Linked DNA regions of Homo sapiens: regions 1, 3, 4 and 5 are each linked to region 2. The links are chromatin contacts, found by Hi-C or POLR2A ChIA-PET in ENCODE. All regions are on one chromosome and are shown on one strand. The core of a region is the stretch at or near the end of the contact, and the rest is flanking DNA. Distances in the headings are between cores, read along the strand shown.

Region 1 (4,131 bases), core at 1,176-3,675, 710 kb before region 2:
ACCTGGGAGGATTATGGCTGCCTCTGCTGAGTCATGCAGGTTGTCAGGGAAATGGGGGAAAGCTGGCAGTCACAGGTCTCACCCAGCTCCCATGCAAACCAAAGGGCCAGACTCACTCCCACCATGCCCCGCCCCAACAGCCCCCAGACCATTTCCAGGCTTGAAAACCTGCCCCAGGCTATCTGCCTCCCAGCTGCAGAAGAAAAAGGCTTGGTTCTTCCCCACCTGTGGAGTCTGCACACCGGATTTGCGCCCTCACAAGAGTTCTGTCCAGGAGGCGTCTCACCCTGTTCAAATTGTTACAAAGTTCAGCTAGAGATTGGCTTCTCCCTGTGTAGTTTTACCCCCTGCTCCTCTCCCATTGGGTCCCTGTGGTGCCAGGCAGGAATGGCCTTCTAGGGGACCCAGCCACCTCCCAGGCCCTTTCCGCTGCTTCCCCCTACACCTGTATTTCCCTCATCTCTTCAGATTGACTCAGCTCCAGGTAAAGTCGGAAACTTCTCCCACAAACAGACCTTCAGCTTCTCCAGTGGGGGTGTGTGTTCGGGAGAGGAGGGTCTCCTTTTCCCACTTCTGCAGTTGGGGCACTCTCAGTTTTACGGGGGGGGGCGGTCTCCTGGGTCCTGCAGGTGCAATCTGCTTCCTTCAGAGGGTCATGTTGCCTAGGCTGGTCACGAACCATGGCCTATTTTTTATGTACGTATAAAAGAAAAGGATTATGATAAAGGAGAAAGGGAGACAGGAGACCTGTCTCCTGATAATGTGATAATAGAAGATTCAGTGTGGGTGACTGATGAAGGAGTATTTTAAAATCGTGAAGATCTGTTCCATTTCTGTGTTCCATGAGAATGGCCCCAAGATATTTGGGTCAAATGTAGGGAGGCCTGGTATTTCAGAAAAGATTGACCCCCATTGTCTTCAAGACTCAGTTAATCCTAGAAATCCTCTTATCTTTCCTTCAGTCATTGGTCTTGGGAAACTCTGAAGACATTGTAACATTTCTTTATATAATATTATTTCCTCAGCCAATAGATTATGTCTGAGAAAATAGCCTAGTTTTTGTTTTGTTTCATTTTGTTTGTTTTACAAACTTGGAGTTTTTCCTTAGAAGTTTTATGTCCATTTTTGCCCAACTCAATGAATAGATTAAGAAATGTCTAGATCTATAGAGTATAATAGAGGTGACCTATGCATCAGATCAGAGAAGATGCAGGTATGAGCTTTGTATCCCTTAGGCCGTATTTAAAACTTGGAAGAAGATGGTTGTGTTCGTTTTTCATTGCTGCATGACAAATAACCACAAATGTAATGGCTTACTACAATACCCACTTGTTATCTCACAGTCCTGCCAGCAGAAGTGTGGGTGGGCTCAACTTAGTTCTCTGCTTAGAGTCTCCTTAGGCTGAAATTAAGATGTCAGCCCAGCTGAAGTCTTGGCTGAAGGCTCTGAGAATCTTGCAATCGAGCTCACCCAGGTTGTTGACATAATCCAGTTCCTCGTGGTTGTTGAACCGAGGTCACAGCTTTGTTGCTGGTTGTTGGTCACGGACCACTCTCAGCTCCTGGAAGCCAATCATATTCCTTAATACATTGCCCCTCCATCTTGAAGCCAGCAATCTTGTGTGGAATCCTTCTCACACTTTGAATCTCTGACTTCCTCTTCTGCTGCTGGCTAGAGAAAACTCCCTGCTCTTAAAAGGCTCATAAGGTTAAACCAGATCCACTCTATTAGTCTCTCTTAAGGACAGCTCTGCCATATCACATAAGGTAATTATGGAAGTAATATCTCATTATGTTCACAGTCCTCAGGATTAGGGAAAGAAATATTTGGGGGCCATCTTAGAATTCTGCCTATCGTCAAGGAAATTCCTAGAAAATAACTGTCCAGATAAGCCACTGATTTTCCCAAGCAAATAATATTTATCTTTATCAAGTGAGACATTAAACAAAGCTGAACATAAATATATTAAAAATTTTGGCTTTAGGTGAGACTGAAGAGATTGTAGTAATCTGGTTAGGAGGTACAGGGAAGTGAGGTATACCTATTTTGTTTATTGCTTGCAGACCTCAAATCATCCGTAGTGTAGGTATACTAATGGTCAGGTCAACTATACATAGATCATGTGTCAGAGAATTTTCCAGGACTTCTAAAATTAGTCCTTCTTCTGAACCTTTAATCTGGTAGTTCTATTTGCAGAATAGATCCCTACCTATTACATTTATAGAGGTTTTGTTGAAAACAGTGTTCCTCAGATAATGGTCTGAAAGTAATAGATTACTGGTTGAGATGTGGAAACATTCAGTGATTTTTTTCTCTTCTTTTATAGACCTACTTGTCAAATGTGTTACTTACTTTGGACATGACAAAACCTCCCCATTGCAAGCCAGAGTCATTTTAGGGAAAATTTTGCCAGTTATTAAGAAAAGTACAAGAGTTAGAATCATGATGAAAGTATACAGAGGAAGTGAACATTTTGTCGGGGAGATTATGGCTTTGGCAAAGACAATCCCGTGACAAACAGCAAAGAGGCCACTATATTTCAGTATAAGTGTGAATGGTGTGTTCCACATGAATGAAGCAGAAACTGAAAAGGGGACATATGATTAATTACATGATTGTAGTTGACTCCAGATTACATACTAAACAAAATGATTTTCTTTCACAAATTGACAAGACACTAGGTGCCCTCATGAAGGTTTTGATGAGGGACCCAAGAAAAAATGTGACCGAACATCTTTGCACAGTTTGGCTACTGTCTAATGGACCCACATCCATTAGTTTTAGGGGCTGGCTTGAATTGAGGACTTATCAGACCTTGACCACCAGCTGTTTGCTTTGGATCACTGTCTTCTAACATTCAGAAAGCACAGGAAAATCAGGAACAAGCACACATGAAATAAGACTTTTTGTTTTTTTGGTGGGGTTTTGCTATGTTGCCCAGGATAGTCTAGAATTCCTGAGCTCAAGCCATCTGCCTGTAATATGACCTATTAACAGGCATAAGCCACCATGCCTGGCAGAGATAAGACTTTTTAAAAATAGACAGAAGAGGCCGGGTGTGGTGGCTCATGCCTATAATCCCAGCACTTTGGGAGGCCGAGATGAGTGGATCACCTGAGGTCAGGAGTTCGAGACCAGCCTGGCCAACATGGAGAAATCCCCTCTCTACTAAAATTACAAAAATTAGCCAGGCGTGGTGGCAGGCACCTGTAATCCCAGCTACTTTGGGAGGCTGAGACAGGAGAATCTCTTGAACCCAGGAGGCGGAGGTTGCAGTGAGCCGAGATTACGCGGTTGCACTCCAGCCTGGGCGACAAGAGTGAAACTCTGTCTAAAAAAAAAAAAAAAGACAAAAGAAAGGTAACAGTAGATGAAGTAGTGAAACAAGTAAATAAGTAAATAAGCACATTAATTGAGAAAATGTTTGCTAAGTGGTGTACTTCCAACTGAAAATATCTAATTGTATCTAATTGTATACCCATGTTTAAATAAGATAAATTCAGAACTAGGAGCTCAGTGAAACAAGTCAGAGTTCGAGTTGTTGTTGAGAAAGATTCACTTGGCAGTAGGTCAGAAAAATGACCTGAGCTGGACACAGTGGCCTGAGATTCATGCCTGTGGTTCCAAGGGTCCCACAGGACACTCCCCAGCAAGAATCTTCAAGATAATCTCGGCAGGAACTCCAATTTTTGAAGGGCTAGGCTACTACTCATAATCTGAAACTAAAAGCTGATTTATTCCTAGCTAAGCAAGGCACCTAGTGGGAGGAGGCCCTGTGCTTGTAAGACACAGTCTCTATAGAAAAGGAAACTGCAGTTTTATAGAGAGTTTTAGGAAGCATATTGTGTAGGGACTCCAGACCTTCAGAAACAGGAGTGTTTATGAGTAATTTAGCATTTGGCCATCAATGCAGGCTTTGTGGAGGGGGTGTTGCTGACTGGCTGGGCTTCAGATATGTAGAACTGCCAGTAATGGGCTCGCTTTCAGAAATGTGACTGGGGATATAAGTAGTCAGTGGCCAATTGGGATGAGTTTAAATAGTTGCTTTTCACTATTGTCAAAGAACAGTAGTATTTTCTGGAATGATAAGAGTTTCCTTGCTTTATTCTCAGGACTACAAGTACAAAAAT
Region 2 (4,435 bases), core at 1,814-4,313:
CTCTATAAACAATTTGAAAATTAAAAAAATTAGCTCGGTGTAGTGGCACATAGCTATACTTCCAGCTACTCAGGAGACTAGGCAGGAGGATCACTTGAGGCCAAGATTTTGAGGCTGCAGTGAGCTATGATGGTGCCATGCACTTCAGCACATCACTAATTAGAGAAATTCAGATCAAAACCACGAGATGCCACTTCATACCCACTAGAATGGCTATTATAAGAAAGAAAGAGAGGATATTGAAGAATTGGAATCCTTGTACTGATAGGAATGTAAAGTGGTGCTGCCACTACTGGAAACAGAATGGCATTTTCTCAAAAAATTCAAAATAGAGGCCAGGCGCGGTGGCTCACACCTGTAATCCCAGCACTTTGAGAGGCCGAGGTGCATAGATCATGAGGTCAGGAGTTCAAGACCTGCCTGGCCAAGACGGTGAAACCCTAAAAATAAAATAATTATTTTTTATTAATTATTTAGTTAATTAATTAACTAAAAATACAAAAATTAGCTGGGCGCAGTGGCAGGCACCTATAATCCCAGCTACTCGGAAGGCTGAGGCAGGAGAATCGCTTGAACCTGGGAAACGGAGGTTGCAGTGAGCCAAGATCGCACCACTACACTCCAGCCTGGGCAACAGAGTGAGACTCCATCTCAAAAATAATAATAATAAATAAAATAAAATAAAAAAAGAATTACCATATGATCCAGGAATTCCACTTCTGGGTGTACACTGAAAAGGACTGAAAGCAAAGCCACACACAGCTTTCTGTACACCCATGTTCATAGCAGCATTATTCACAATAGCCAAAAGGTAGGGGCAGCCCAAGTGCTTCTTCCATCAATGGATGAATGGATAACACATTGTGTTTATCCATTGATAAATTGCTGATATAGTTTTGGATCTGTGTCCCACTCAAATCTCCTGTCTAGTTATAACCCCCAGTGTTGGAGGCGGGACCTGGTGGGAGGTGATTGGATCATGAAGGCATAGTTCTCATAAATGGTTCAGCACTATCCCTCCTTGGTACTGTGTAATGAGTGAGTTCTCACAAGATCTGGTTGTTTAAAAAGTGTGCCGCACCTCCCCCCTCTCTCTCTTGCTCCTACTCCGGCCACGTGGTAAGTGCTGGCTTCCACTTTGTCTTCTGCAATGATTGTAAGTTTCCTGAGGCCTCCTGGAAGCCAAGCAGAAGGCCAGCATCATGTTTCCTGTACAGCCTGTGGAATCGAGAGCCAATGAAACCTCTTTTCTTTATAAATTACCCAGTCTCAGGTATGTCTTTTTTTATTCTTTTTTCCTTTTTTTGAGACAGGGTCTTGCTCTCTTGTCCAGGCTGCAGAACAGTGGCATGACACAGCTCACTGCAGCCTCGACCTCTCAGGCTCAATCGATCCACCCACCTCAGCCACCTGAGTAGTTGGGACTACAGGTATGGGCCGCTATGCCCAGCTAATTTTTTTTTCTCTTTTTGAGACGGAGTGAGCTCTGTCGCCCAGGCTGGAGTGCAGTGGCGCAATCTGGGCTTGCTGCAATCTCCGCATCCCGGGTTCACGCCATTCTGCTGCCTCAGCCTTCCGAGTAACTGGGACTACAGGCGCCCACCACCACGCCCAGCTAATTTTTTGTATTTTTAGTAGAGACGGGGTTTCACCATGTTAGCCAGGATGGTCTCAATCCTCTGACCTCGTGACCCACCTGCCTTGGCCTCCCAAAGTGCTAGGACTACAGGCATGAGCCACTGCGCCCGGCTTATGCCCAGCTAATTTTTGTATTTTTTGTAGAGATGGGGTTTCACCATGTTGCACAGGCTGGTCTTGAGCTCCTGGACTTAAGTGATCCTCTCACCTTGGCCTCCCAAAGTGCTGGAATTACAGGCATGCACCATCGTGACTGGCCCAGTATCAGGTATTTCTTTATAGCAATGCAAGAACAGACGAATACACACGCAGTGGAGTATTACTCAACATTACAAAGGAAGGAGATTCTGACCCATGCTCTCATATGGATGAAACTTGGAGACATTATACTAAGTCAAATAAGTCAATCACAAAAAGAAAAATACCGTATGATTCCACTTAAAGAGGTACCTAGGGTAGTCAAATGCATAGACATAGAAATTAGGATTATGGTTGGTTGCCAGGAGCTGGGGGAAGTGGGGGATGGGGAGTTGGTGGTGGTTGTACTAGGTGAACATAACTTAATTCCACTGAACTCAACACTTACAGTGGTTACAATGGTGAATTCTAGGTTATGTCTATTTTACCACAATTTTTAAAAATAATTTAAAATCCATGATAAATAGAGTGACCATATAGTTTATTGTCTAAACTGGGACACTTTGGGCAATGAAAGTGGATGCTTTTAATAACTACACCTCGATCCTAGGGGTTAAAGAGACTGCCCTAGGTAGCCTGGGGGTTCCCCAAAATAGTCACTTCTCCACTTACTTCAGTTGAAAGTGTCTTCTTCGCCTGGTAAATATTCAGTACAGTAGCTATGGAAGAAATGTCACCATGAACGGTGCCAAGATATAATTATTCCTGTTCTGGAATGTCAAACTTTAACATTTTGGCCACAATATTCTCTTTTGATCACATTGTCATAATAATTTTGGGATAAAGTGGATGTATCCAGAAGTCCATTCTATGTTGGGACACTTGGCATTGCTCCATGCTTGTGTGGGGGTGGCACCTTTACCTCCCTGCCTCAATCCTCCCCTTCCCTCCCACTGTCCCCTTCCACCTATCCTTTCAGGTAGGTCTTACACAAATGGCCCCTCCTCTGTCCTGTCTTTCCTGATCCACCCTGTGGCATTTCTCCACTTCCAAACTTCTCTGGTGCTTTTACTTGGCGTCAGGTGACATGCGATAAGACCTGGATTAATTAGTTAATGTTAATAACATCTGCTTGACTGCCAATCCTGAAAAATACCGTAATTAACATCATCAACCAGCCATAGGGAAACCACCTTGGACCTCCCCGTGTAAACTACTTTGGGCAGTGCCTTGGGTTTTTCAAGAGTTTGTCAGGCACTTGAGGTTGAGGCTCGAAGAAAGAATATTATTTGATTCTTAGCCATGGTGGGAACCGACATTTATCTAAGTGTTTTTCATAGACAGGAAGTGGTAATTCTCACCCTCCCTGATCTGGGCTCTGACTCACTGGGGTGCCCCAGCCTCTGGGCCTGGGCTCACTAGTGGTAGCCAGCTGACCTGAGCATCAGAGTAAGATGCGTGCCTGAAAAATTCCCCTGGTGGGGCCGGTCATGAAAAGTGCCGTTCTCCTCATTCATGTGGTTTTGTCAGGATGCCCGGATTCCGCAGGCCCGGGCCAGTTATTTTGAGCACACAAGTCACTTTAAAAGACCCCTAAAGGTCACTGGTCCCAAGGATTATTTCACCCCCTCACCACAGTTAATGTCGTCTCCCCACCTCTGTTTTTCTGTATTCCCATAACACATTCTGAGTGTGGCTATGTGATGTAAAGAGCTGTTTTCATGCAAATGTTCAGGGTAACATCATGCATAGTGTCTTAGTTCATCTCCTGCCGCTATACCAAAATACCACAGACTGGGTAATTTACAAGGCACAGACGTTTATTTGGCTCATGGTTCTGGAGCTGGGAAGTCCAAGAGCGTGGTGCTGGTATCTAGTGAGGGCCATCCCATGGCGGAAGGCATCACGTCGTGAGAGAGAACACACGCGAGAGGAAGGAAAGAGGGGCAGAATTCCCTGATTTTATATCTAAGTCACTCCTGTGACAGCTAATCCAGTACCCCAATAATGGCCTGAATCCACTCATGAGAGCTGTGTTCCCATGACCTAATCACCACTTAAACGTGCCACTTCTCAACATTGTTGCACTGGCAATTAAGTTTCCAACACATGAACTTTGGGGGACACATTCAAACCACAGCACTTAGAATATAACAGGATTGCCCCCCTACAGCCATGAGTCCCTTGGATCACCAAGTTAATGTAACAATAACAAAGTCTAATATGATTTACAGGAAATTGGAAGCTTTAAGTAGCCTCGTGAAGCCAAAGGGCAGCATTAGAGCATATCTTTTGACACCCGAAGCTTGTGTCAAAAAGGGTATTAACAGTTGACCGCCTCACACCCACGAGGATGACTATAATTTTTTAAATGGAAAATAACCATTGGCAAGGATGTGGGAAAACCGGAACCCTCCTACTTTGCTTGTGAAAAATGTAAAACGGTGCAGCTGATGTGGAAATCAATTTGTTGGTTCATCAAAAATTTAAACATGGGGCCAGGTGCAGTGGCTCACGCCTGTAATCCCAGCACTTTGGGAGGCCAAGGCGGGCAGACCACGAGGTCAGGAGTTCGAGACCAGCCTGGCCAACATTATGAAACCCCGACTCTACTAAAAATACAAAAATTAGCCTGGCGTAGTGGCACATGCCTGTAGTC
Region 3 (4,352 bases), core at 939-3,438, 730 kb after region 2:
ATGACGCATAATCCCTCCAACTCTCTGAGAATGTGACACAAAGGAGGGGGTCACGGTGGCTGAGGTCAAGGAGCCCTTCCTCTGTGAAGGGCGGCCCCAGGTCTGCGCGGCGGTGAAGACAGACTGGCAGTGGGAGGGAGGGAACCCGACAAAGAGTTGAGACGCGTAGTCCTCGGGAACAGCACTGTGGAAGTCCCCCGGATTGAGGCGCGCCCGTCCAGTGGAGAATGCCACCTCCAGCCACTGGGGCGCCTGGGGGCAGGGCGGAGACACAGCGGGCGTCCCTTCGCCGCTGCATAGGAGGGCGACCGCTGGGCAGCGGGTGTTGGCGCGGTATCCCCGCCCTGCCCAGCATCTGCCCCACGTTTCTTCAGGCTAAACTACCGGGATCCCGGGCTTCTTCCTAAAGTAAAACTCGCTCCGGAAAGGCCAACAGTCCAGCGGCCAGACGGGCACCTGGGAACGCGGGCCTAACGCGTACTGGAGACGGAGTGGCGCCCGGCACTGCGCGCCTCCTCCCCGCCGGGAGACTGCGTGCTAAGCTCAGCAAAGCCCCGCTGTGGAGACGGAGCCATGTCGCCCATTACCTAATGAAACTGAGAAGGGAGACTCAGTCTCTCTTCTAGCCCCGAGCGCAAGCTCTGCTGGACTTGGCATCGTCCGCCCTCCACGATCCCACACTCCGGGTTTTCCCCATTCCCAGCTCGGCTGCAACCGAGAGACAGACGGAAGAAACTGCCAATGGAAGGACGCAAAGCGTCAACTTTGTGTTCGCCCGCCACTCTCGGCCAATGTGCGCTCGTGTCTCCGGAGTCCCGCCTTCCGTGTCGGGCGCCCCCTTTTGGCAGCACAGGGACGAACCCTACGTCTCGCCATCTTGTGTGTGGCACAGGTAAATTTCTGGACTATCTTTCCACCTATTCTGGTCCTTTTTCCCACACAACCGATTTCTTAGTTCGACAGCTAAGTGCGGTGGCGATAAGGCCAGCGTAGCCTGTTGTTCTCGGATCGCCCACGTGAGCTAGATCGCTACGTCACGCCACGCTTGCCGAGCCCGGCGCCATCTTGAGTGTGGCGTTTTGATGCTCCCCTTTCTCGGGGCTCCGCATGGTTCTCTAAATGGTCCCCCAAATTTCAGGTAGTCCCCAAAGATTAGCCCAACTGGCTCCAGAGACGATGATTTTTCCCGAGGAACTCTGTAATGTTCATGTGCCCATCGCAGTCCAGCAGTGGGGTGGGAGAAGGGTAGACTCGATGGCCCGGCAGGCCCCTGGAGGAGGCTGCCCTGAGGCTGTCGCGACGGCAGTGACCGCTCGGGACAGACCCTAACTAGAAACCTAGAATGAGGGGACCGCTATGCCGTGCGGGGCCCGCGGGCTGTCCCACTCGAGGGCTGGAGCCGGCATCGCGCATCGAGTCCGCTTGATACATGAATCCGTGTGTGCTTGGGACGGTGCCCGCTTGTCGACTGACTTGGCCGACGGACGCCGGACCTGATGGTGGGCAATCGAGGTCGCCTGCCCACAGGACTAGGGGTGCCCTGCCCTGGGAGGGCGCGAGGGCATGGCAGAGGGACGGGGCGGCCCAGGTGCCCGGGTCTCGGCCTCGTGACCTCGTTGCTCGTCGTGGGGCTGCCGTCCACTTGCACTGGGACAATCCTTGGTCCAAGGCGCCCAGGCGCGGGGGGCGGGCACCTCCGCGGGCACTGCGCTGGGCACCGCCCGGGGCGAGCGCGGCCCAGCACCCCGCCTTCCCCTCCCCCGCGCTGGCAGCCGTCGTGTGCCCGCCGCCCCCTCTTCCCTCCCCCTCCTTCCGAGCAGCCGCGGGGAGGGCGGGAGAGGGAGGGAAGGGGGTTGGGCGGGCAGCTTTGCCGCGCTTTGGCTTTCTGCGTCAGCAGCCCCAGCAAAACAGCTGCGGGAGCGCGCGTCCGGAACGCGCTCGCGCACCCCTCCCCCGCGCCCTCGGCCCTGCTGAGACCCGGCAAACTCCGGCCTTGAATGACAGTGCGATCGGCGACTGCGCAGCGCGGGACGCGCCGGGGCACTGCCGCTTTAAGCACGCTTGTCCATTGTTCGGAATCGAGCCAATGAGCGAGCGCCCGCTCCCTGCGCTCAGCCAATAGCGGCCGGGCATGGGAAGCCGAGCGCCGCCCACTAATCTATATTAAAGCTTCTGGCGCCGCGTGAGTCCCCCACTGGCTGCTCTGAAAAGCCATCTTTGCATTGTTCCTCATCCGCCTCCTTGCTCGCCGCAGCCGCCTCCGCCGCGCGCCTCCTCCGCCGCCGCGGACTCCGGCAGCTTTATCGCCAGAGTCCCTGAACTCTCGCTTTCTTTTTAATCCCCTGCATCGGATCACCGGCGTGCCCCACCATGTCAGACGCAGCCGTAGACACCAGCTCCGAAATCACCACCAAGGTGAGGCTGGACGCCGCCCGCCCCCTCGGGGTCCGCGCGCCGCCGCTCGGGCGGTGTTTGGCGCGCAGCAGCTGGACTGTCTCAAGCCCGCTGTTGCTCCCTCTCGCGGGGAAACGGCCCGCCCCCGGCGCGGTGCCCTCAGGCAGCCCACTCTTTGTGTGGTGCGGGGGAGGGGGCGGGAACCGCCGCGGGCAGACGTGATGCCCGTCGGGGAGTGGGCCGGGCGCCCTCGGGGGCCGAGGGCTAGGCGCGGAGGCCGGCTCACGGCCCTCGAAACTCGTCTGTGGCCGGTATGAGTGGCGGCGGGAGGAGAAGAGCCTGGCTGGGGGTCGTCGGCCCGCCGGGCGCACGGAAATAACTTTGAAACTCAAGCGCGTTGGGAATCGGAAGTGCTGGGGGGCGCGTGTTGGGGCGCGGGCCGGCCGCGGGAAGTGGCGGCGAGCGCCCGCCGGCCGCGCTGCTCTTTGTTCGGCGCCAGGCCGGCGGTTTCGCGCCCTGCAGCGGACCTGAGGTGGTTTGTCTAGACTAAGTCCCGATAAGGCGGATGGGGCGACGGGCTGGCTGGCCGCGACGTCGGCCGTCCCGGCGGAGGTGTGACGGGCTTATCCGCTTTGGGCGCTCTGGGAGGCGGGGGTGGGCGCCCTTCGAGGTGAGTGCGCCGGGAGCGGCCGCCCAGCTTCAGTCATGCACCCGCGGTGCCGGGCTTGGCTGAGGAGGCGAGAGCCCACGCGCCGCAGGGAGGAAAGAGAAAGTGAAGCGCGGCGCTGGGGCGACGATGGGCGCCCCCCGCGGCTGCCCGGGAGCACCGTGTGCGCCGCAGCTCGGGGCGACGCGGGCCAACACGGCGGCCGCGACAGGCCAATGGTAGGGTCGAACTGGGGGGGCGCCCGGGCCCCGTGGCGGGTTCACTGCCCTCGGCTATGAGGTCCTGCGCGGCTGGTGCGGCTCCGCTCCTGTTGTCGGCGCCGCCTCGGTCCCACTGCCCGCCCTGGGTAGCGTCTCCGCCCTTGGCGGGAGCGGGGCGCTCTCAGACTGACTGGCTCTTTCTTAATATTTCGGCCCTCGTCCGCGCCCGTCGTGCCCCTGCAGGGATTGGCGCGAGTCACCTTGGCGTCTCCTTAACCCTTGTGTCCCTGGCGTCATCTCTGACTCTCCCAGGGGCGACTTCTTGGCAGAGCGGAGCTCGGGGCCCGGATCTCCACAGGGGCTCTCAGTGACCCCTTCTGGACTCAGTCCGGGAATGAGTTTGTGGGGTGAGAACACCGTCCCCAGTGCGGGGCCTGGCTGTTCGATTTTCTCCGAAGCACCAAAAGGTGACTTCCCGCGAGGGCGATGAGTAGTAGCCCGAGAGGCGCATCCCCGACAGTCTCGGACCTACGCAGCCCGGTGGACTTTGGGGCGACCTCCCGTGGGACTTGGCCCGCCGAATGCAGACATTCGGGCCTGCCGGGGTGGCGGCAGTGGGGCGTCGAGTCGAGAGCCCGGCCGACCGACGCGCGACCCGCGCGCGTGCCACTGCAAGCTCTGCCTGCCGGCCGGGAGTCTCCAAGGCAAGGGACGCACTCGGCGGCCCCGGGCCACGTGCTCCCTGCGCGCGGTGCGTGCCGAGGCCCGCGCGCAAAGCCCGCCGGGCGGGGGATGCGCGCCTGCGCGCCGCGACCTCCCTGCCCCCACTGCTCCCCGGGGCTTCGGCCGCCAGGGGGCGAGAGCGGGCGGAGCCGGGGTCCGCGGAGCGGAGCGGGGCGGGCCGGACTGAGAGGGCCGACAGGTGGCCCGGAGCCGCTCGCCGGACAGCGGCCGAGGGGTTCCCGCAGGCCCGGACGCCGGACCTCTGTTGGTATTGGTGGCCGTGTCGTGTGGAAAAAGTTACCGGGCGCCCGGGGCCGCGCTGCCTTTTGGATCCCGGGCGGAGTCCCACCCCCGAGGTGCTGTCGGGA
Region 4 (4,455 bases), core at 1,151-3,650, 750 kb before region 2:
AGTCTGACATTCTATGGGATGTCCAGGTGATCCAGATATCTTTCAACTATATTATGACAAAGGGCAAGTGAGTCAATATAACCTGCCTGGACTGCCTACTTTCTTAACCTAGTCCTCTGGCTTTCCCATACATTCTGTGAGCTACCCAATATAGTTCTAAGAAATTGACTTTTTGCCTGAGTTAGCCAGAGTCAGTTTGGATTACTTTTACTCCCAAATCCTGACTGATAAAAATGTTGGGCACCAGAGGTTGAATTATAGGCAAGAGATATTCAAGGAAATATGATCAATCTGGGATTGGTTATCTGACATAATTGGACATAAAAACAGTGAACATCCCCATTAGCGTTCAGAGTCAGGAATTTTGGAGTTGTGGGCAAATAGGGGTAAGTTGGCAAATTAAATTACAGCACTGGATTGTGATCAAGACTCTATACAATTCATTTCCCCAATTCCAGGTGTCAGATTCTAGCATGCTTAGCAAAATGAAGAGAAATCTTCCAGGTAGAATGAAAGCATTGATTTACCTTTGGGGATTATGACCTACTTGGCCTAAATCTGGATGGGGGAACAGAGCCAGGAGGCAGGCCGGAGCCTTCTGACTCCACTGGTCACGTGGCAGTAAAGGAAGACATTGGGAACCAGAGATGGTCTGATGGTCCTACATATGCCTGGCCCAGGAATCCCTTACCCAGGAGAGGTTCTGTAGTGAGCATAGGGAAAAACAAGATAGTGGGAAATAGAACTGAAATTTCAGGCTATCCTTACCTGGGCTAATGCATGGTGTTGCAAAGTAGGGCTTTCTAGTAGTAGCAGCAGTACCCCTGAAGTACCAATCTTACCACCAGTCAGCTGAGGAACACCAATGGCCTTGTGCTTATAAGCAAAAGAAGCTGGCACATTTTCAAAAATGTCCAGTTCATTGGTGTCCTGGGTCTGCCTACTGCCTAAGGGCAGAGAGAAGAGAGAGAGGGGATGCTGGAGCAGGCGGTATAGTCTGTACCAGGCCTTGTTGGAGCCCCATGGAGACTGGGAGGAGAGGACAGCTGTGTCTAACAGAAGCCCAGCATACTTTTCCTTCTTGTTTTAAAGAGGGAGGGAGAGGGAGGGAGAGAGAGGGAGAGGGAGGGAGAGGGAGGGAGAGAGAGGGAGAGAGAGGGAGACAGAGGAGAGAGAGGACAGAGAGAGAGAGAGAGAGGAGAGAGAGAGAGATACTGGAAAAGGTGTCCTCATCAGTGTTCTAGAGTTTGTCTCAACCAGATTGGTGTTTGTTCCTTTGGTAGAAAGAAAGCAGAAGTGTGGAAGGGGTAGAAATTTCTTGCACTCTGTATTTTGCAAACTTATGTATGCAAATTTCCTTGCATATGTGTAATGAACCAGAAAAAGTAGGATTCAGGAGCACATGTTTTGGAAAAATACTGCTTTGCCTCTGGCTTTTCAATCCTCACTACTGTTCTGTCACTGGCCCTGGATTCTACCCATACCCTGGCTCTCATCAGCCCCCTGTCTTTGACCCATTTTTCTGCCTGGATTTCTAGTCCTGTGGTTATATTTTTTATATTTGCCCTTTGCTTCCATTTGTTTATCACTCGACTTTATGCTGATATAGTGTGTTTTTGTAAATTGTTTCAAATCCTTTACAGAATGAGGGCTGGGTATAAATGAAAAATTGTGTGCAAACATAAATGTAATACAGCTATCCTCCTGTATCATATTGTCCTTGAAGGTCTAGATAATCTCAGCTCCAAACCCTTTCCCCATCCAGTGAGAAGGCTGTCACTCTCCTCAAGATTTCAGTGAAATGGTTGAAGCTCATTTTTTTCCCAGTCACCCCTGGCTGCTGTTGTAAAGTGCCCACATATTTGAGAAAACTTAGAATTGCACCTCATTTCTCTGCCCAACCTCAGCACTTGCCTTTGGCTGGAGGAGTTGAGAGAGTTGTCTTTTACCTCTGTCTGCTTTCATGGAGTGCTAAGAGCATCTCCCCCACTTTCTAATGCATGCTATTTCAGTTCTCCCTGGCCCCATGTCCAAACACTGGGCCTAAGCCATCCAGCCCAGGCTCACTAAGGTGCATGGCCAGCCCTGGAGCCTGACTGAAGATTTGAAATGTCTGGTCTTCACTTGTCCTTCTCAGCCACCTCAGCAAGGGGTGGGGACAAATACAGAGTTTACTTCCTCCTCATGATGCCACCTTACCTCAAAACAACTTTGATCTGCTTGAGTTGAATGACTTTTCCACCCTCTTTCCTTGGCAGGAACAAGTGACCCTGTCTTCCGTGGCCTCGTGGGGCTGGCTCTGCTCCTCCTCCCTTGACTGAGAGACGTCATGGAGATTGGGTGGAGGGAGGACTGTAGAGTTGGTGCACCCACGTCAGCTAGTTAGGCAATTTCACTTTTCTTTTCCTCTTTGACTGAGCACCGAGGGGCAGTTGGCAGCTTCACCTCAGAGCTGCAGGAAGGAACGGGGCAGTGAAAATCGAATCGGGTGTGATCCTAGGCCAAGCTCATGGCCCAGCAGGGCCAGCAGGGGCAGATGGCAAGTGGAGACAGCAATCTCAACTTCAGGTGGGTCATCGTCTCCTTTCCCGTCTGTCCTTCATCTCTGGTAGGGTTCCCTTTCATACTTGTTATTTAATGTCTACCCAGCTTCACTCTACAGGTATACAATAGAATTCAGTTACAAATAAATAACGAGGCAATCAGATTTTTTAAATTGCAGGGATTGGCTGTTGGAGAAACTCAAGGATGCCGTGACTCACATCATCTTCCTATTCTCTTACATCTGCAAATGGCTGGACTGGAGCTGTTTGAACATCATGCCTGTTCTGAGGCTTTGTGTAGGATTGGATGATTCCCCGTGACCTCTGAACCCTCTCTTCTCCCCCAGGCCTCCTTTATCCCCACTCCAAAAGACAACTCTGTCTAAAAAGGATCTTTTTAGAAGAATTAAAATCCAAACGCCTGTCTGTTGTCACACTTTCCAGGCTGTGTAGTTGGGGACCGGTTCTGCTCTGAGCCCATCTATGTGGCTCTTAGCCCTAGAATCACTTCAGGATCTCTGAATACTTGGTAGGAGGAAGTGAAAGCAGATGAGACCCAACAAAAAAGGCAAGCAGGTAGAGAGTGAGTGCTGCTTCTGCTTTTTTTATTCTTCTGTTCTGGTATTTTTTACATATCTGGTCAGAGAAGCCTGGAAATCATCTTTAAAAAATGTAAGACAATGAGACCAGTCTGACCAACGTGGAGAAACCCTGTCTTTACTAAAAATACAAAATTAGCTGGGTGTCATGGTGTATGCCTGTAATTCCAGCTACTCAGGAGGCTGAGGCAGGATAATCGCTTGAACCAGGGAGGCAGAGGTTTTGGCGAGCCAAGATCACACCATTACACTTTAGCCTGGGCAACAAGAGTGAAATTCCATCTCAAAAAAAAAAAAAAAAAAAGACAAGTACATCAATACGGTCATTTCTTCTTATCTGTGGATTCTGTATCCATGGATCTAACCAACCATGAATGCAAAATATTTTCTAAAAATTAAAAACATAAATAACAACAATAAAAAGTAATATAAAAATTTAAAATACAGTATAACTATTTGTATAGCATTTACATTGTATTAGGTATTATAAGTCTAGAGATGATTTAAAATATACAGGAGGATGTGCATAGGTTATATGTAAATACTACACCTTTTATATCAGGGACTTGAGCATCCATGGATTTTGGTATCCATGGAGGGTCCTGGAACCAATTCCCCCTGGATACCAAGGGATGACTGTACATTCTTGATAAAAATGAAAATGTGTGGAATGTAAAAATGTATGGAAACTTGTCTAATTGGGACTCTGTGCTAAGGCTACTTCTGGCGCTGGTACAGCCCCAAGAAAGCAAAAGCTATTGCTATTATCAGCAGTAGTGGTGGCACCAGACTGGTTTTCAGTGCCCAGTGCCACCACTCCCAGACAGGCATCCCTGTCATCTCTCTTTCACTTGCTCTCTAGTGAAGGGAAGATGAGCCAGCGGAGCTCAAAGTCCAGCCAGCCCATGGTCACCAAGCAGGAAGAAGACGGCACTGAGAGGTGACAATGGGCTAATGCTAACCTCAAAGAATGAGTTAGGAAGTGTTGCCTCTGCTCTTATTTTTGGAGGAAATTGGGGAGGATGATGTCATTTCTTCCTTAAATATCTGGTAGGATTAGCTAGTGATACCATCTGGGCCTAGTACTTTCCTTTCTGGAGGGCTATTAATTATCGATTCAAATTTCTTTAATAGATGTAGGCCTATTCAGACAACCTATCTCTTGTGCAAGTTTTGGTTAGTTTGCCTCTTAAAGAATTTGTTCATTTCATCTGTGACCAAATTTGTAGGTGTAGAGTCCATAGTTTTCCTTTATTACCTTTCCATTGTCCATGGAATTCGTAGTGATGACCCTTCTTTCATTCTGATGATTT
Region 5 (4,596 bases), core at 136-2,635, 530 kb before region 2:
TGCCTACCCTGCCATCTGACAATTTTGAGGGTAACACAGCTCACAATGTTTCCATTACTCCTTTATCCTTAAATCTTGAATGTCTCCTTTTTGTGTAGGACAATAAAGCCTTCACTGTTGGGGTCTTCTCTTCTCTGTCCCAGGGGATGACGGGAGAACTTTAGGTCATGTGGAACCCTCTGAGCTCTGAGTCACCCAAGGGCTGGAAATTCCTAAAAGCATGATTTCCAGACATTGTCCCTGGTCCCTGTAGATCTCTAATTGCTTCTTCTCTCTCCCACTCTTCAGTAATCCATGACAAATTGCCTCTCCAAGAAAGTGAAGAAGAAGAGAGGGAGGAGAGGTCTGGCCTCCAACTAAGTCTTGAACAAGGTAAAAATGACAGAATAAAAGCTTTTTTCTAAGAGAGGTTAGGGATCCAAGGTTCTGAGTGGAGATTGTGAATCAGGGAAGACATATGGAAGGACTATGGAGAAGTCAAGGAGAGAGTTATATGAGCTTCTAACCAGGTGCAGGGTCCTGGAGAAGTGGCCATGACAAGGCATAGTTGGCTCAATAACCATGAGGGAATCAGAACCAAGCGTGTCAGTAGGCCAGATTTACAGATGCCGACTACCTAGAAGTAATTGTAATTTAGAAAGGTCCCTGTAGGGGATCAGTGTGAAGTTGCAAAGGGTTAAGAACCACAGCCCGTGGCCCGTGGTCAACATCAAAGAGGAGACCCCTGGGGAAAGAAAGGCTCCTGTTTTACCTGTACTGTCATATTCACAACACTTCTGACACCAAACATGTCGGTGATCTCCCCACATCAGTCAGTTCTCCAATTCTCTGTAGATACCATCTGATATCTTATAATTTAATTGAATTCTGGCACTAATTGCCCAGACTTGGCACGGACTCCGCAGGTTAAGGGCTCATTCCCATAAGAATGCCCCCCACTTCAGATGCCAGTTGCAAGTCTCAGGTTGTGGCCTGTGCCTGTAAATTGGAGGTTCCCGCAAGCCCTTCATTGGCTTTCATACTTTCCTAGTAGATCACACAGATCTCATGGAAATGTTGACTTATATTTGACATTTATTATAAAGGATACAACTCAAGAAGAGCCAAGTGGAAGAAATGCATAGGGCAAAGCGTGGGGAAGGGCACAGAGCTTCTGCCCTCTCTGGGACACGACTCTCCTGGCACTTCCATGTGTTTGCCAACCCAGAAGATTTCTGAACCCAGTCACTTAGGGTTCTTTATGGACATTCCATTATACAGCCTGGATTGATTAAATCATTGGCACCTGATTATTAAGTTAACCTCCATCCCTCCTCTCCCCTCCCTGGAGGTCAAGAGGTGGAGCTGAAAGTTCCACCCCTCTAATCTCATGTTCAGCTCCCCTGGCAACCACACCCCAATCCTTAGGGGCTTTCCAAAAGTTACCTCATTAACATAAACCCAGGTGTGGTCGAAAAGGGGTTGTTATGAATAACAGAAAGTGCTCTTTTCACTTGTTATGACTTAAGATGTTTTAGGGTTTTAGGAGCTCTGGCCAGGAGCAGGGAATTAAGACTGAAATGTATATTTCTTATATCACGGGAGAAACTTGGTGATGGCAGAAGAGGGGACAAATTTAAATGTGAGGATGTTGTTCAAGAGCAGGAATATTCAAAGAGAAAGGCGGTCATGTAGAGAGACTCAGAAAGGAAGTGATGCACATGGGAAGAGGATGTAAGTACCTAGAGGACAAAGGAAGGGAAATGAAACCGTGAAAAGGGGTAAAAGACAACAAAAATAACCTTGTCATTAACAGCTCACTTTGATTGAACATCTACTCTGTGGCGGTTGGTTTAATGCTCATGACAGCCATTGGAGATTAATATTACTTATATGCCTATTTTGCAGATAAGGTAACTGAAATCCAGAGATACCACAAATGGAGTTTACATAGGGTCAGATGAATAAGGAAAAACCCAGATGTTCTACCCCAGAGCCTGCATTCCTAACCCTGTGCTATCCAGGCAATCTAAAAAAATAAAAACAGAAAAATGAAACAAAAATGAGGAAATATTTGCAGACAAAAAGATCCAGAAAAAAAGAATACCAAGAGCTGGAGGAAGTAGAGGCTACTCAGACACTGAGTCCTCATGGAAAAGCCAATGAGAAAGCATGAACAGATGTGGAGAGGGAGGGTGTTGTGTGAAAGGGGGTGGGCATGAGGCAACCAGGACTTCAAAGAAACTGAGCTAAGGGCCCTGGGCAGGGTAGCTCTGGGGACAAAGGCAGGATCACTCTGCCATCATCACTTACCAGAGTGTCTCACAGAGGACACGCAGCAGAGTTGTCTGGCCAAGGCCCCTGTCATCCAGGGGTGCAGCTGACCCAGTCCCCTACTCTCAAGGCTGGAGTCTGACTTCAGTAATTAGGTAGCATCTGCCAGCTCCAGGTGGCCTTTGCATTGAGACCTAGAAGGGGTCTTTAACTCCTACGTTACAGAGACCAAAAAGGGATTAGGGGAGAATGGCAAAATCCATACCTCGATTTCTGAAATAAACTTCTAATTTCTTCCTGCCAGGAACTGGTGAAAACTCTTTTCGAAGCCTGACTTGGCCACCTTCGGGTTCCCCATCTCATGCTGGTTTGTTCCTGTTTACTACTCTTTGAGCCTCTGCTATTCTTGCCCCTTTCTGGAATGTGCTGTGGGGTTGCCTCTTTGTGTTAATGATTGTCCAGAATTTTCAGGTTTTACATCTACAGTTTTTCCATTTCTGGGATTTAAATAACAAGTCCTTATCCTCTAGGTTGCCTAGGAGGGTTTCTTCCTCCCACACCCCTTAATCACACTTGCTGCTGGTTCCTGCTGCCGCTGAGCCTGGTCGTTTTACCCATGTGCCTGCTTCACCATTTTCTGCCTGCATCTGCTTGAATCTGGCTGTTGCCTTGGTGCCTTGACCTTACGTCCATCAGTGGCCCGTGCTGTAGTGGTTGGAGGGGAGTGACAGGCAGCAGAGGGCAAATAAAATACCTGTGAATCAAACCATGGTTTAGGTACAACCCCACCTGAAAATGGACTCTCAGAGCACCCCTGTGAAACAGAACAGATAAATGCAAAGAGAAAAGATACAACCAGTGACAAAGATGATTCGCTAGGAAGCCAACAAACAAATGAACAATGTGCTCAAAAGGCTGAGCCAACAGGTAAGACTGACTGGGTTGGCATGAATGGGGAGGAGCCAAGGGGCCCTGGCTGGTGGCAGAGGAAGAGTCTAATGCACAATACAAGGAGACACCTGTTTAACAAGCAGGGGAAAATCACATAGACACAGAGGGGGCCTGTTATACAGATGAGCCTGATACACTGACATACTGATGACAAAGACCTGGAGGAAGAAAGCTAGAAGCAAAAAACTGAGAGAGAAAGGGGAAGAGTTGCAGAGTCTCACCAAAGAAGAGAGACAAACAAAAGGCAAAAGGAGAAAGTAAGAGAGAGATTGGACAGGAATCAATGAAGCACGAACACCTTCACGCAGCAATATATGCAGACAGGGGTATAAGTAGAAACAGGAGAAGAAAGGAGAAGCAGGGTGAGGTCTAACCAAATGGAAACAGGACAGAGCAAGGCTCTACTGGATCTCAGCTGTGATCTCGTTTATCTCCAGAGTCCTGCGAACAAATTGCTGTCCAAGTGAATAATGGGGATGCTGGAAGGGAGATGCCCTGCCCGTTGCCCTGTGATGAAGAAAGTAATTATTGCTTACCTTGCCTATTTTCTTTCCTTTCTTATTCAGATGCTATACATTTGGTTGGTTGGTTGGTTGGTTGTTGTTTTACCATCGTAACCACTTTTTAAAATTACCAGATTAAAAGCTGGATGTATTTATCATTACATGTTGTTTTGAAATATGTACACATTGTGAAAAGGCTAATTAGAGCTAATTAGCATAAATATTACCTCACGTACTTATCATTTTTGTGGTGATAACACAAAACCTATTCTCTCAGTAATTTTTAAGAATACATTATTAACTATATTAATCGTGTTGTATAAAAGATCTCTTAATGTATTTCTCTTATTTAACTAAAATTTTGTATCCTTTGACCAACATCTCCCCAGTCCTCTTCCTCATATCCCCAGCCTCTGTTACCACCATATACTCTCAACTTCTATAAATTCATCTTTTTTACACTCTACATATAAGTGAGATGTCATATATGTCTTTCCATGCCTGTCTTATTTTACATAACATAATATCCTCCAGGTTCATGGTTGTTGTTGCAAATAACAGGATTTCTTCCTTTTCAAAGGCTAGATAGTATTTCAGTGTGTAGATGTATTTCATTGTGTATATATTTTCTTTATCCATTCACCCACTGATGGGTACTTAGGTTGTTTCTGTATCTTGGCTATTGTGAATACTGCTGCAATGAACATGGGAGAGCAGATATCTCTTCCATATACAGATGGTCCCTGATTTATGATGGTTAGACATATGATTTTCAACTTTACAATGGGTTTATTGAAGTATTAAATGCATTTTTGACTTATGATGTGTTCAATTTATGGTAGGTTTATGGAAATGTAGTCCCATCGTAACTCTAGGAGCATCTGTACTG

What was found. Hi-C counts contacts between places; a loop is a spot of excess contacts on that map. ChIA-PET counts read pairs that join two places held with the same protein, here RNA polymerase II (POLR2A). Pooled maps may share reads with other maps.
Region 1: a map with no recorded cell type shows a loop between it and region 2 (9-fold over the local background). The contact joins two enhancer-like sites. A Hi-C loop is called at or near these places in 2 of 37 single-sample maps with no recorded cell type and 4 of 50 pooled maps.
Region 3: a map with no recorded cell type shows a loop between it and region 2 (14-fold over the local background). The contact joins the promoter of PTMA here to the enhancer-like site in region 2. A Hi-C loop is called at or near these places in 3 of 37 single-sample maps with no recorded cell type and 3 of 50 pooled maps.
Region 4: a pooled map shows a loop between it and region 2 (3-fold over the local background). The contact joins the promoter of SP140 here to the enhancer-like site in region 2. A Hi-C loop is called at or near these places in 7 of 37 single-sample maps with no recorded cell type and 3 of 50 pooled maps. POLR2A ChIA-PET finds 5 or more read pairs at or near these places in 2 of 52 experiments (GM10248 and activated T-cell).
Region 5: a pooled map shows a loop between it and region 2 (5-fold over the local background). The contact joins two enhancer-like sites. A Hi-C loop is called at or near these places in 3 of 37 single-sample maps with no recorded cell type and 4 of 50 pooled maps.

Annotation. Positions count from the first base shown.
Region 1 is chr2:230,265,191-230,269,321 of GRCh38, forward strand. All of the region lies in intron 12 of SP140 (SP140 nuclear body protein), which reads left to right. Among named protein-coding and RNA genes, the nearest start is that of SP140, 42 kb to the left of the region's middle. RefSeq lists an enhancer at 1-113. Within about 2 kb of position 2,426, at least 2 of the 41 ENCODE cell types and tissues checked have a DNase peak (open chromatin) inside an H3K27ac peak, as active enhancers do.
Region 2 is chr2:230,971,213-230,975,647 of GRCh38, forward strand. No RefSeq gene overlaps it. Among named protein-coding and RNA genes, the nearest start is that of SPATA3-AS1, 23 kb to the right of the region's middle. RefSeq lists enhancers at 2,909-2,958, 3,079-3,218. Within about 2 kb of position 3,064, at least 4 of the 41 ENCODE cell types and tissues checked have a DNase peak (open chromatin) inside an H3K27ac peak, as active enhancers do.
Region 3 is chr2:231,706,337-231,710,688 of GRCh38, forward strand. It overlaps PTMA (prothymosin alpha), which reads left to right and starts at 2,189. Exons shown (of 5, transcript NM_002823.5): 1 at 2,189-2,415. The coding sequence starts at 2,371. RefSeq lists enhancers at 321-959, 1,599-2,236, 2,237-2,875, 2,238-2,297, 2,876-3,513 and 1 more and silencers at 1,598-1,997, 2,518-2,697, 3,128-3,437, 3,928-4,337.
Region 4 is chr2:230,223,336-230,227,790 of GRCh38, forward strand. SP140 (SP140 nuclear body protein) reads left to right here and starts at 2,401. Exons shown (of 27, transcript NM_007237.5): 1 at 2,401-2,568. The coding sequence starts at 2,510. It also overlaps a transcript of SP110 not described here. RefSeq lists enhancers at 2,281-2,490, 2,721-2,770, 2,841-2,920, 2,941-2,990.
Region 5 is chr2:230,446,531-230,451,126 of GRCh38, forward strand. SP100 (SP100 nuclear antigen) reads left to right here. Exons shown (of 29, transcript NM_001080391.2): 5 at 289-372; 6 at 2,558-2,620; 7 at 3,031-3,180; 8 at 3,642-3,725. The region is part of intron 3 of LOC101928816 (a long non-coding RNA gene); the gene reads right to left. Among named protein-coding and RNA genes, the nearest start is that of SP100, 33 kb to the left of the region's middle. RefSeq lists an enhancer at 1,410-1,679. Within about 2 kb of position 1,386, at least 7 of the 41 ENCODE cell types and tissues checked have a DNase peak (open chromatin) inside an H3K27ac peak, as active enhancers do.